Linked DNA regions of Homo sapiens: regions 1 and 3 are each linked to region 2. Evidence: chromatin contacts called from ENCODE Hi-C or POLR2A ChIA-PET data. All regions are on one chromosome and are shown on one strand. Each heading gives the region's core, a stretch centred on a gene start or an enhancer-like site at or near the end of the contact. The rest is flanking DNA. Distances are from core to core; before and after follow the strand shown.

Region 1 (4,011 bases), core at 160-2,659, 300 kb after region 2:
CAGATTTTACTAGAAAAATTTAAGAGAAAATTGCAAAGCCACAAGGTATTTAAAGTTCTTTTCTTTATTGACAGAGTTAAGGAAAAAAGCAGCTCTAAAAATTTGACATTTCTCCTTACTTCATAATCTGAGACTTAAATAACAAGCATCATGAACTTTTGATTCTGTGTTGCTGTTAAGCCCCGATTTAATTACAAGGGCTATTTAAAAATTCACACATTTATGCTGAGTATGAATTACATATGGTTTCTAGACCTGAGAAAAATGAACACAAGGACTATGTACAGTGTCATGGTAGGTAAACTGCCTGTTAATTTTTTTTCCAGATCAGTTTACGTAGTGTAACTATAGCTTTGTTTTATCTACCTTTAAACTCAATTCACCCAACAGTAAAGGATCTGAACTGGTAACACAGTCTAGATGACTGATAAGATAGGATCACGTGGTACAAATGGAGGATTCATTCTCTCTCTCTTTTTTTTAAAAGAAATCTCTTTAGACAGGCATTTGACTCAAAGATACTTTTGCACACCAGAAGCCTAAGGCACAGTTTATAACCCACTGATGACAAAAATAAATTATTTCAAGCTGAGAAACATTTTCTCCCACAGGATAAAGACATTTTATTCATGGACAAAATGTCCTATGGAGGGGATCTTATAATCACATCACTCATTACCATAATCATCAAATATATACAACATCTAGGTCCAATTAATGGAAGATGGGACCATATGGATGTCTGTTACAGTGACGTGGTGAGAAGATTATGGTTTGTGCCTTCAGTCCAAGTGCTTTACAACCATTAAGCTTCTCAGTACCTTTGTGAAATAGGTAAGCAATTTTCTATACCCTGCTTTCCTTTCGTGCCTCAATCTAAGTAAGACTGCTGCTAATGATTATCCTTAAATATATAATGATAACTATGAATTTAAAATGTCTAAGTGTCCTCAGGAGGGACTATATAGCTAATTGTGTGTTTTATGGGATGTCTTAATGAGGAAAAGCACCACATCTCGTCATCATGTCACTTCTGTTGTGTCTTGTTAAAGTGACCTCATTCACAAAGCAAATGCTGAGGCAAAGACAGTTGTTAGTATGAACATACATGAGGATGGCTTCAGTGTCCTCTCACCACCTGCTGCTGAAAGTGGGAGAGAGGAAGTACTTTCAACACAATAGGTCAACTCTGGTGGCTTTGCCCTTGCACTTTCTTTATAGTGACATGTCTTTGGAGTTATAGCCTAGGGAGGAGCTGGCAAGGACAGATAGATGTGACATAACATTAGTTTTGTATTTGTATTTATAGGGATGTCAGGTGTATAAGGGAAGGTGTTGCAAGACAACCAAATAATGCTTTGTTTGGACGTATAAATAGCTGGTGGGGTTTTTGAGTTCAAAGAGAAGATGGAATACACGGTTTTTGTGTAATTTTGTACAGTATTGTGCAATTCAAAGAAATATTGAGACAATTTGGACAGTAAGCATCTGGATGACTACATATTTTGTGGCTTGAGTTTATCTAAAATTTCTACATCTTATACACATAGTGCTCTGTTAGCTAAATTAAATTTGATTCCTGTAGATGTTTACAGCTTTTAACTGTGAGACCTCTGCAAAAATTACTTCTGCCAAATTATACTTTACTGTTGCTGAATTATACTTTACGATTGCCTTGTCTTTCAGAGGGGCATAATGCAATAAAAAGGTGGATAATATCACTTCTGTTTTCTTTATACGACTGATATTTAAGACATTATTAATTATGTTTCTTCATGTACCCAACACAATTTTAATATATTCATTTTATAATTTGGTACCAGAAAAATGTGTTTTTTTCAAAGTTTTAATACAAGAATCATGCAGCCTATCATATTTGATTTGTTACCGTGGTTCTCAGGAAGCTTAAAGATAAATAATGATAGTGATGATATGCTCTTTACATAATGAAACAATTTGTTTTATCATTTTTATACACCAGTCAAATCAGGCAGAACTTGATATTTGGGTCATGCAAGACATTATGCTCACTTACACGGACGTATTGACTGTATAACCCATATGCTAGTAAGACCTAAAATGTCTCTTGATTCTGGAAAATAGGTTGGGAAATCTTTTGGCACCAATATGATTAAACCCTACCTGAAGAAAAATGTAAGACAAAAAGAATGAAATTATGGTCCCCTTGCTCATTGATACGACGCAGCGGAGTGTACCCTGGTGGAAAAAACCCTGGATTTAGACACAGAATGACTTGAAATAGCTCTTCTACTTTTTTATCTGTATGATTCAGGGCATGTTGTTAGCATTCTTGAATTTCAGTATTCTATTTGTGGATTATGTAAAGCTCTTAAAGAGGTGCCTAGCACAAAGTAGGTATTCAATAACTTGACTTGAAGCATTGACTATTATTATTTTTAATATCCTTTTAAATAATAACTGTTTGTTGGCTTAAACTAGATAATACTAGTTAAAACCTGAAAACAAATACATCTAAATAATTCCATAAGATGCAAAAAAAATTAATGAACTATTGAACATTTTCTATTTGAACGTAGAGGTTTTACAAACATTCCACTATGTATATTAAAACATTATAAAAAGGGACTTAATAATTTTTTTTTTTACTTGGATAACATGGAAGTCTAAGATATGTGTAAAATTTCATTTTGAGTTTAATACTTTTTTTTTTAAGAATGCAAAAACTATGATCCCAGTTTTAACAGGACAAAATTTTAATATTTAAAATTGATAGAAGTCAAACAATGAGTTATAATTAAGGAATATCCTAAGGTTTAATAGTTCTACAAATCCAGAAACTACAGTACTAATTTTTGTTGTTTACATGTCTATATGTAGTTAGAACCACCAATTTACAAATATTTTATCCTCTAAAACTTTGCTTGTAACTCGCTTGTTTGAAACCCAGAGTGAAATTTCTTATAGAAAACATATTGTAAATACTGGCTTGTTTTCAGTTTATCCCCCTTCCCAAAGCTGATTTAATCTGTAATAATAAAGCTGAAGTTTTATGTTTTCAATAAAAGGCAGAAAACAATACTCTGCAACATCTTTTAATTTTAAAGCTAACAAAATACATTTAAGCATACAGAATATTCATTAAGCTATTTAATTGAATATTTTTCCATTAGGTAACCTATAATTAAGAAAGATGGAAAGAGAAATACTTATAAAATTTATCTTCAACGTGTTTAATTAGATGTGGGTAAGAAGGCTGGAGGGAAGTTCAGGGCATATTCTGGAGAATTCTGGGCCATTTAATGGTTTTGGAGGTTCAATTCAATGAATATGCTTTTCATGGAACCTGCCTCCAGTGAGACTTTGTGTTGCATATTTTAGTGAAGCCAAAGCTGAATAAAACACCATCTCTGTACTTACACAACAGTGAAGATCAAGTCTAGCTGCATAGCACAGGAAAATTAAAAAGAACATTAGGTTAAACAGAAGTCTATTTCCCTCCTATGAAAGGAGTCTGGAGTGAAGTAGTTGACTGCCAGCTAAGGACTTCAGCTACACCTCCCTTTCTCTTCTGCTGCCTATGGCTCGTCTTCTGTTCCCAAGCCCACCTCATGGTTCAGGATGGGTTCTGGAAATTTAGCTGTCTCATTTGTATCTCAAACAGCAAGAAGACAGAAGGAGCAAGAGATGGACACACTCCTCCTTATAAAGGAAATTTTCTGGAAGTCTTAGAAATACTTTGATTTGTTTTTCATTTGGCCAGAACTTAGCTGCCTGGGTCACTTATATGCATGAGAAACCCGGGGAAATGTGGTCATTTAGCTGCCTGCCTATGTCTCCAGCTAAAATTCGGATTTCTATTTATTGCAGAAGAAAGGGAGAATGGATTTTGAGGGCAACCAGCAGTATATACTGCATTCTCCAGGCTGATTCAGTATAGAAATGGGTTGGTAAATGTAATGAGTATTACAACACTGGTCACTGTGAGTGAAGGGTCACAAGAGAGCTACACAGAAAGGATAGTGTGAAATG
Region 2 (3,984 bases), core at 312-2,811:
AATTCTCACCTTCTAGATTAAGAGGCTGATAGAACCTGGATTTGAGCCCATTGACAAAGGACCACTCTCTGCTCTGTTCTGTTCTCATGCTGCTGGTTTAGTCAGCTGAGTCAAAGGTTGCCTTTGCTTAGAAGGCCTAACAAAACCAGAGCAGGGTCCATGGAAAAGGAGACATGAAAAGGGACATATTTCCTGGTAAGATTTGTATTCATTTAACAATTTTAAGCACATATTTAATAACCAGGCACTCACTACCTGACAAGCTCTGAGCCAGGTGCAGGGTATCCGAGGGAACTAGGAGAGAGGCACTAAGTGCTGTACTAAGAACCTGAATGAGTGCATTTGAGTCCTGGGTCTGCTACATGTGTGACCTAGGAAAAGTCACTTAAATCATTTAACTGTCTCCTCATCTTTAACATATAGATGGTTAAAAAGTACACAGCACTTGGAATAATAAACGGGCAGATTGTTAATGTTGAAGGTGTGAGCTGCTGTTCTTACAACACAATGTCAGCCCTTGAAGCTCTTACAGTAGATGGAAAGATGGAGATGAGTAGGATCTAATTATTGGCCAAGTGCAAAGGAGCTAAAAAGGCCACCCACGCTGCTACTTACTTCAGCAATACCCAAGGAAACAAGGGCAAAAAAAGAGCTCTAGAGGCTCTTCTTGGTCTAGCCCTGCTTTTGAGTTTGGGGCCAAAGCTCTAATTCACTCTAATTCAGGGGTGTTAGCAAGGTTCTTGTCTGGCATTCTAGCTCTGAACAGTTGATACCAGCTTCCTGAACCATGTGTTAAGAGAGATCTCAGACTGCATGTAGAGAACGTATGCCTTGAGAGATAAGTGATGTCTGCCATTGATTGAGGGTGGAGAGGAGGAGCCAAGTGGTTCTAGAACAGTGTCCTTTTGCCTAGAATGTCCCTACAGCAGGAGCAGCTGGGCAAGACTCAGAAGTCCTGATTATAATCACAGATTAAGGTGACCAACTATCCCAGTTTGCCTAGGACTGTTCCAGTTTTAGAACTGAAATTCCTGCAACCCAGAAAACCTCTCAATCTTGGGCACATCCCAATCAGCTTTGCAGGCTTTCTCTATCTGACAATACCAAAAAAAAACAACAACTATGAGCTCTGACTAGAAGAGATTACTCTTTTTGTCTTGGCCAATTTCAGCCTGTGAAAATGCATCTTATTCTGGCCTGTATGTGCCAGCCATATGCCCTCAAATGTTCCCCCACTTCACAATAGCTGACCTCCATACCTCTCTCCTTTCTCAGCTATTTTTCCTGCTGTATCCACTGACGCCTTAGTAGGAAACAGATGGCACCATCAAAGGGTTTAGCTGAAGAGAATTTCATACAGGGATTATTTACAGAGGCGTGGGCAGGGTTAATGGAACCAACAAGAGCTGGGGAGACAGTCAGGGATTAGCTCTTACCACAGGAGGTCTGCAGGGACAAAGGGAGGGGATGCTGTTACCAGCCTGGTAAGAGCTGAAACTGTGCAGGAGAGGTCACTGGGCCTGGGAGCTGGAGCCTCTGTCTCATCTGCGGTGTGGCAGAGAGGAAAGAGGAGGAGGGCATAAAAATCCCTGGCCCGGCTCTCCTCCTGCCCTCTGGCCTCTTGCCAGTAGTTTCTTGCCAGAGTGCAAGGAAAAGCAAATGAAACAACAGGTCTAGTAGAGGGCAGCCTCCCAGGCCGCAGAGCGTGACAGGAAAAGGCAGAGAACAGATCTAAGAATAACCATCCCAGGCCACCCTATTGTCACTCAGCTTCCATTCTAACACTTTACTTAGCCAAAGAAACTCAGGTCCTCAACACAGGGAAAACATAGTCTCATCAGCTACTGTATCACTGAGTGATGATGTATTTCAGTCATATTACTTCCTGGACCCTAAACTGTAACTTTAGTCACCACCAGGATGCAAGGCAGCAAAGAAAGGTAAAAAAATAAATAACTATCATACTACAGCTCCACATCTAAGCATTTCTAATCTAATAATCCTGACTTCCTCCTCCCAGCACTCGTTCCATAATTCTTTACCCTCACCTAGCATCTTGACAGTTAAGGTGTCTTACTTGATGGGGTGAGCCAAACCTTCCTTGCCACAGGATCCGGGTGGTTCCATCTTTGTTGAGTTGCTGCCGTTTCTCATTGGCCATTACTACTGGACATGGGAGTGCAATGAATCCCATGGGCTCTAGATACAGTGTTGTTTCCATGTGATAGCAAAAATCCCAATTTCTCCTTGATAATCAAAATTAATCATACCAGTCCATACAAACAGCCAATGCTCTGCCTTTGATCAGTGTTGTGAACAACCTGAAATGTTGAAGGGGCATTCTCAGTGTTTCCTAGTAGAAATATATCTCCCCCTTGGGCACAAGAACCTCACGCCCATTAGATGCAATGTTTTAGGGACAAGAAGACAGTATTATTGAAGTGGGTTATTACTCATCCTGAGTTCCCAGAGCCATGTATTCAACACCATGTATCAACCACTGATCTGACCACTTATAGGACAGCACCCCAACTTCACAAGATGTTGTCTCCCAGCAGGCTCCATAAATGAGCCTTCGATAGGACATTTCATCATTCCATCAATCTAGCTGCTTCCAGGTAAGAACAATGAATTCTACGATGTGAGCGTAATACCACAGCTGTTTCACTGTAAATGAGTTCCTTGATCAGTGACAATGCTGTGTGTGACACCATGGGGATGAATAAGGCAGCCTATCAACCACATATGGTAGTGCTGGCGGAAGCAACATGCACAGGAAAGGGAAGTTACTCTCCAGTATATGTAATTATTCCCATGAAGACAAATTCCTGCCCCTTCCATAATGTAGTGGTCTGATATTATCAACCTGGGTGGCTGATACTTCCAAGAAATAGTGCCAAATAAGGGTTCAGTGTTGCCTTCCGTTTTAGAAATCTGGGCACTCAGCAGTGACAGTGGCAGATCAGCTGTGATGTGAGGAAGTCCATGTTTATTTATTTCATTGCCTCTGTTCCTATTCCCATGGCCACTTTGTACATGAGACATTTACCCAAGCACAAACATGGCCAGTGTCTTAGCATGCTCAACTGCTTTAACAAAACGCCGTAAACTGGGTTGTTTATAAACAGCAGAAATTTATTTCTCACAATTTTGGAGGCTGGGAAGTTCAAGATCAAGGTTCTAGCAGACTCTGCGTCTGGTGAGAGCCTATTTCCTGGTTCACAGAGGGCCACCTTCTGTGTCTTCATATGGTGGAAAGGGCTATGCAGCTCTCTGGGATTTCTTTTATAAGGGCACTAATCCCATTCATAAGGGCACTTAACTTCCCTGGGGACTTAACCTCCCAGTGGCCTCACTTCCTAATACCATTCACATTGGTGATTAGGTTTCCACATATGAGTTTTGAAGGGACACAAATATTTAGACCATAGCAGCCAGGGAAGGAGGCTCACTACAACCAAGGGATAGGTCATCTTGGCCACCTCCTCATTTAGCTTTCTGTGAGGTAGATGTCCTCTGGGGGAACATTTATATGCTATTCAAATAGCCTCAAAGACTAGCCATTTTTAGAGGTCCATTATATAACTTCCCTTTAGGTGATCTTGGCACCAACCTTCCAGGTCCCTGATAATTTGACCAACCCATTAGCCCCTGCCTGTGTATTTCAGGAAACCTCAGCTTATCCCTTCTTTCATGTCAGTGGCCAACCAGATGTACTTCCTGAAGTTCTGTCTATGGGAAGATTTTCCTATGGCTTGCAGAGCCACCCCAGACAGATAATTCTTAAACCAGACCAGGCCACTGTCACCCTCTTTTCTCATCAAAGGGTCATAGGGAATACCCGGGGAGACCAGAGGTACGGTTTGAGGGAAAGGCGGGAAGCAGTAAGAAGTCTGACTCATCAGCTTTTGCAGAGAAGAGAAGTGCTGAGAATAGATCTGAGGGTGTGAGGGGATAAAGAATAACAGCTCACCCACGTCTGTG
Region 3 (4,105 bases), core at 1,547-4,046, 380 kb after region 2:
ATAAAAGAGCTAAGGAATCAACATTTGTTTATTTTATAGCTGTAATATCACACAACAAATATGCAGTGATTTTTGGTGCGTGATCTTCAAAAAAAATGAAAAAGTGTGAACTAGCAAAAAGTCTCACTATATCTGCTACTTAGTTTTTAAGCTGGGTTTTGAGTTATCTAAGCTACTATAGAAAATGTTCTGAAATTGAGGATTTTTGTAAGAGCCACACAAACTCCTTTTGTAGTTTAAGTGGGTCCTCCCAGTTTTCATTGTAAGATTGAAACTCAGGTGCTGAGGCTGCCTGGTACTTTACCTAAACCTAACCTATATTATTATTGTTCTGTTGGGAGAGTGGTTTAGAAATATAAAATATAGTAGAAAAAGCATTGGTTTCTAGACAAGGCATCCAAATGCATTTCTTGCTTTGTTACTAACTAAATTATGTAATTGATCTTTACTTCTTTGGGCCTAAATTCCTTGTTGGTTCTATATCAGCAGTTCTCAGATGCTGGTCTCAGGACTTGGACTTCATTAGAATTACCAGGGATATATCTTTAAAATCACATTTCCGAACCTACCTTCCACCTTCTGAATCGCTAGGAATGGGGTCAGGAATCTAGGGTTAACAAGCTCTGTAGGTGCTTCTGAGTAGTAACTGGGTTTAGAAACCAGTGAAGTCTTTCCAAATCTTCCTTGCCTGCAGATTTGAAGTCTCTTTCAGATTTTTTACTTTCAACTAGGCTTTTAAGTACTATGGAGGTGGTTGCTCTCCCAGCCTTCAAGTGACAATCTGGGCTATAGGAGAAGCTTAATAAAAAAACAATTTTGTGAATCAAGTAATTTGATTTCCTTGTTGGCATTGAATTCTCTCCTTGGGTAGCCTCCAACTTTCTCAGATATCAATTCTTTCTCAGTTCTTAAGAGAAACAAATTAGCTTTAAAGAATTGTTGCTTAAAGTTTTCCCAAATACATAAGTATTAAAAGTGTATGGCAGTATTCATAACCGATTGTATTACTCCTAATGATATCGTGCCTTGACTTGATTTAGCCCCTGTTCCGATCACATATACCTGTTAAAAATTGCTTTTCAATTGCCTTTGGTTGGAAATGATGTGTTTAATTGATTTTGGGAACTGATTCTATCCTATTAATCTTTGACATGCTATGGTATTAAGTTTTTTAAGCTCTCAAAAGGATAGCTTAAAAAATAAGCTCTTATTGTAGAATATTTAGGGAGCATAAAAAATTATAAGGAGAAGGCTGGGGCGGTGGCTCAGGCCTGTAATCCCAGCACTTTGGGAGGCTGAGGTGGGTGGATCACGAGGTCAGGAGGTCAAGACCAGCCTGGCCAACATGGTGAAACCCCATCTCTACTAAAAACTACAAAAATTAGCTGGGCACAGTGGCAGGTGCCTGTAATCCCAGCTACTCGGTAGGCTGAGGCAGGAGAATTGCTTGAACCCAGGTGGCAAGGTTGCAGTGAGCCGAGATCACGCCACTGCACTCCAGCCTGGGTGACAGAGTGAGACTCCGTTTCAAAAAAAAAGAAAAAAAAATTACAAGGAGAAAAATGGAAATTACCCATAATCTCATTACTCAGAAACAACATTCAATATTTCAGCACATTTTTTCTAGTTATACAAGCATACAAAAAATAAATATTTGGGATATTTTCCAAATATGTAATTTTAATTATTCTTTTTCCACTTAACATTTTATATTGAACATTTTCGTATGTTATTTTTCTTAAAAACAAACAGTTTTAATGGTTATATACTATTTCTATAATATGAATAGACCATAATTCATGCAATCACCTTCTCATTTTTATATGTAGATGGTTTTTAACTTACTGCTCTTATAATAATGCTATAATGAACATTTCCAGAAATGATTCTTATCTGCATTTCTTACTATTACCTTGGCATTTTCTCCTAAACAAGAATTACTGAAACAATCTGAATTTTTAAAGGTTCTTAATATGTATTATAAACTACTTTTCAGAAAATTAAAAAAAATCAATAACAGGACTGAATGAGTCCATTTTTCTTAATACTATTTTTAATAGTTATTGTCATTGAAAACAATCTTTGCTAATTGAAATTCTTGGTGTTCATAACTTGCTTTTCATTAAACATTAGTGAAGTTGAAGAGTTTCCTTACTTGAGTCAATTATATGTCTTATACTGTAAATTGTCTTATAGTCTTTTTCCATCTTTTCCTATTAGATGGTTAAAGCTTTTATGTGTTAATTATATATATATATAAAATTTTTTTTTCAGAGTCTCACTCTGTTGCCCAGGCTGGAGTGCAGTGGTCTGATCTTGGCTCACTGCAACCTCCGCCTCCAGGGTTCAAGTGATTCTCCTGCCTCAGCCTCCTGAGTAGTTGGGATTACAGGTGCCTGCCACCATGCCTGGCTAATTTTTGTATTTTAAGTAGAGACAGGGTTTCACCATGTTGGCCAGGCTGGTCTCGAACTCCTGACCTCAGGTGATCCACCCACCTCAACCTCCCAAAGTGCTGGGATTACAGGCGTGAGCCACCATGCCTGGTCTGTATCGTCCTTTAATGTGATATGGTTGGCAAATATTTTCTAGTTGGCTAGTAGATTTTTAATTTATTTGTGATGATGACAATATTTAATGGTATTAGGAATATTATGTTATTATACTATAGTCCACTATACATAAAGACTTATCTATGGTAAAAAGAGGTGGAAAATCCAGATAGTACAGATCTTTAGTACATTTTAAATTTGTTTACGTGATTCACATGGCTTGACTTTTGACAAACATATGCCTCCTAGAGCTAAAAGAGTCCTCATAGATTGTTTCACTTCCTCTTTCCTGGTAAGCAGGTCACCATGAAGTAAGAGCATGTCTTATCTTTGCATGTCAAGCATTATTTTGTGTTTCACTTTTATAGGAGAAGAAAAAGAGACATTATGTCATTCTTCTGATTGTGAATTTAATTAAAATCCTGATTCCTGGATGGTATCGTGGGCCTATTGAATGAGAATCTCTGGAGCTAGAACTGGAAATCTGCATTTTAACAAATAAGTCTGGTGATTTTTAGCATTCTAACATTGGAGAACTACTGGTGCTGGAGAGTTCAGATGACCAATGGTGAATTTTATCTCACATTACTAGCTTCTTCAGTTTTCTTCCCCTCAGTGCTCAGGTACTCAATTTGCATAATATTAGATTGTACTCTTTATATATTGGTTCAGAAAGGTTTTTAAGTGTGTGCTGTGAATCTGAAGCTAGATGGAAACTCACTCAAAGCAGGAATTGTAATACCCGGTTTTTGTTTTTTTAATCTCCTTAGACAACTTTGCATAGTGCAACAAAGTTATTGACTCATAGAGATTCAAAGTACCAAAGAAAATGAGATACTTAATATTTTAAAAATATAAGCCTATTTTCTGTATGAGAAAATGGAGGTAGAGTTTTAAAGTCTTTCAAAGTTTGTCAGGTTTCATGGTTTTTGATTTATTATTTTTTGAGGTTTTGGATGATGAACCTTGACTGATACTACTCCAGTGATATTTTTAAAAGTATTTTTATAAGATGTTTTAGAGGTGTCTCTTTTGTAGGAAAGAGACATGAGATAGTAAATTAGAATTTTTATTTAATTTAATCCAAGAATTTGAGACAGTACCTCTTCACAGAGAATCAAAAAATAGCTTGATTTAATCTGCAGTGTACCTATCTCTGTGCTTAAAACTGTGGATCTATTTCAATGGAATGGAACACGATCCTTATCCTTGAAGAACTTAACTGTATTTTACTTGCACTTAATTTTTGGCATTGTTTTACATGTTACTTCATATAATTTTACACTCTATAATTATATTTCTGGAACATTTGCATTGCTCTCATCTGCTTTAATAATGCTATTGCTGATTTATATTCATATATAATATCATGTTCTTTTCAAAGCCTATTTATGTATATGGTTCTAGGAGAGCCTCAAGAACTTAGTATAATATTAATAGAATTTTTTGAGTGTTTGATTCATGTGTGACTCTGAGCTTCACATGAATCCCATCACCGAATTATCACAACAATTCTATAAAGTAGGCTGTGTTATTATCATCTCCTATTTACC

The links. A loop is a pair of places that touch in the nucleus more often than their neighbours do. ChIA-PET counts read pairs that join two places held with the same protein, here RNA polymerase II (POLR2A). Pooled maps may share reads with other maps.
Region 1: a map of Caco-2 shows a loop between it and region 2 (2.8-fold over the local background). The contact joins two enhancer-like sites. A Hi-C loop is called at or near these places in 9 of 168 maps with a recorded cell type or tissue (CD4-positive, alpha-beta T cell, CD4-positive, alpha-beta memory T cell, CD8-positive, alpha-beta T cell and 5 more), 22 of 37 single-sample maps with no recorded cell type and 14 of 50 pooled maps. POLR2A ChIA-PET finds 5 or more read pairs at or near these places in 2 of 52 experiments (activated naive CD4-positive, alpha-beta T cell and naive thymus-derived CD4-positive, alpha-beta T cell).
Region 3: a map of K562 shows a loop between it and region 2 (3-fold over the local background). The contact joins two enhancer-like sites. A Hi-C loop is called at or near these places in 2 of 168 maps with a recorded cell type or tissue (K562 and chondrocyte) and 2 of 50 pooled maps. POLR2A ChIA-PET finds 5 or more read pairs at or near these places in 1 of 52 experiments (OCI-LY7).

The regions. Positions count from the first base shown.
Region 1 is chr12:89,839,247-89,843,257 of GRCh38, forward strand. No RefSeq gene overlaps it. Among named protein-coding and RNA genes, the nearest start is that of LINC02399, 110 kb to the right of the region's middle. Within about 2 kb of position 1,410, at least 2 of the 41 ENCODE cell types and tissues checked have a DNase peak (open chromatin) inside an H3K27ac peak, as active enhancers do.
Region 2 is chr12:89,543,402-89,547,385 of GRCh38, forward strand. No RefSeq gene overlaps it. Among named protein-coding and RNA genes, the nearest start is that of POC1B-GALNT4, 19 kb to the left of the region's middle. RefSeq lists a silencer at 1,714-1,783. Within about 2 kb of position 1,562, at least 7 of the 41 ENCODE cell types and tissues checked have a DNase peak (open chromatin) inside an H3K27ac peak, as active enhancers do.
Region 3 is chr12:89,924,480-89,928,584 of GRCh38, forward strand. It overlaps LOC105369890 (a long non-coding RNA gene), which reads left to right. Exons shown (of 13, transcript XR_001749246.2): 3 at 2,921-3,175. Among named protein-coding and RNA genes, the nearest start is that of LINC02399, 21 kb to the right of the region's middle. Within about 2 kb of position 2,797, at least 5 of the 41 ENCODE cell types and tissues checked have a DNase peak (open chromatin) inside an H3K27ac peak, as active enhancers do.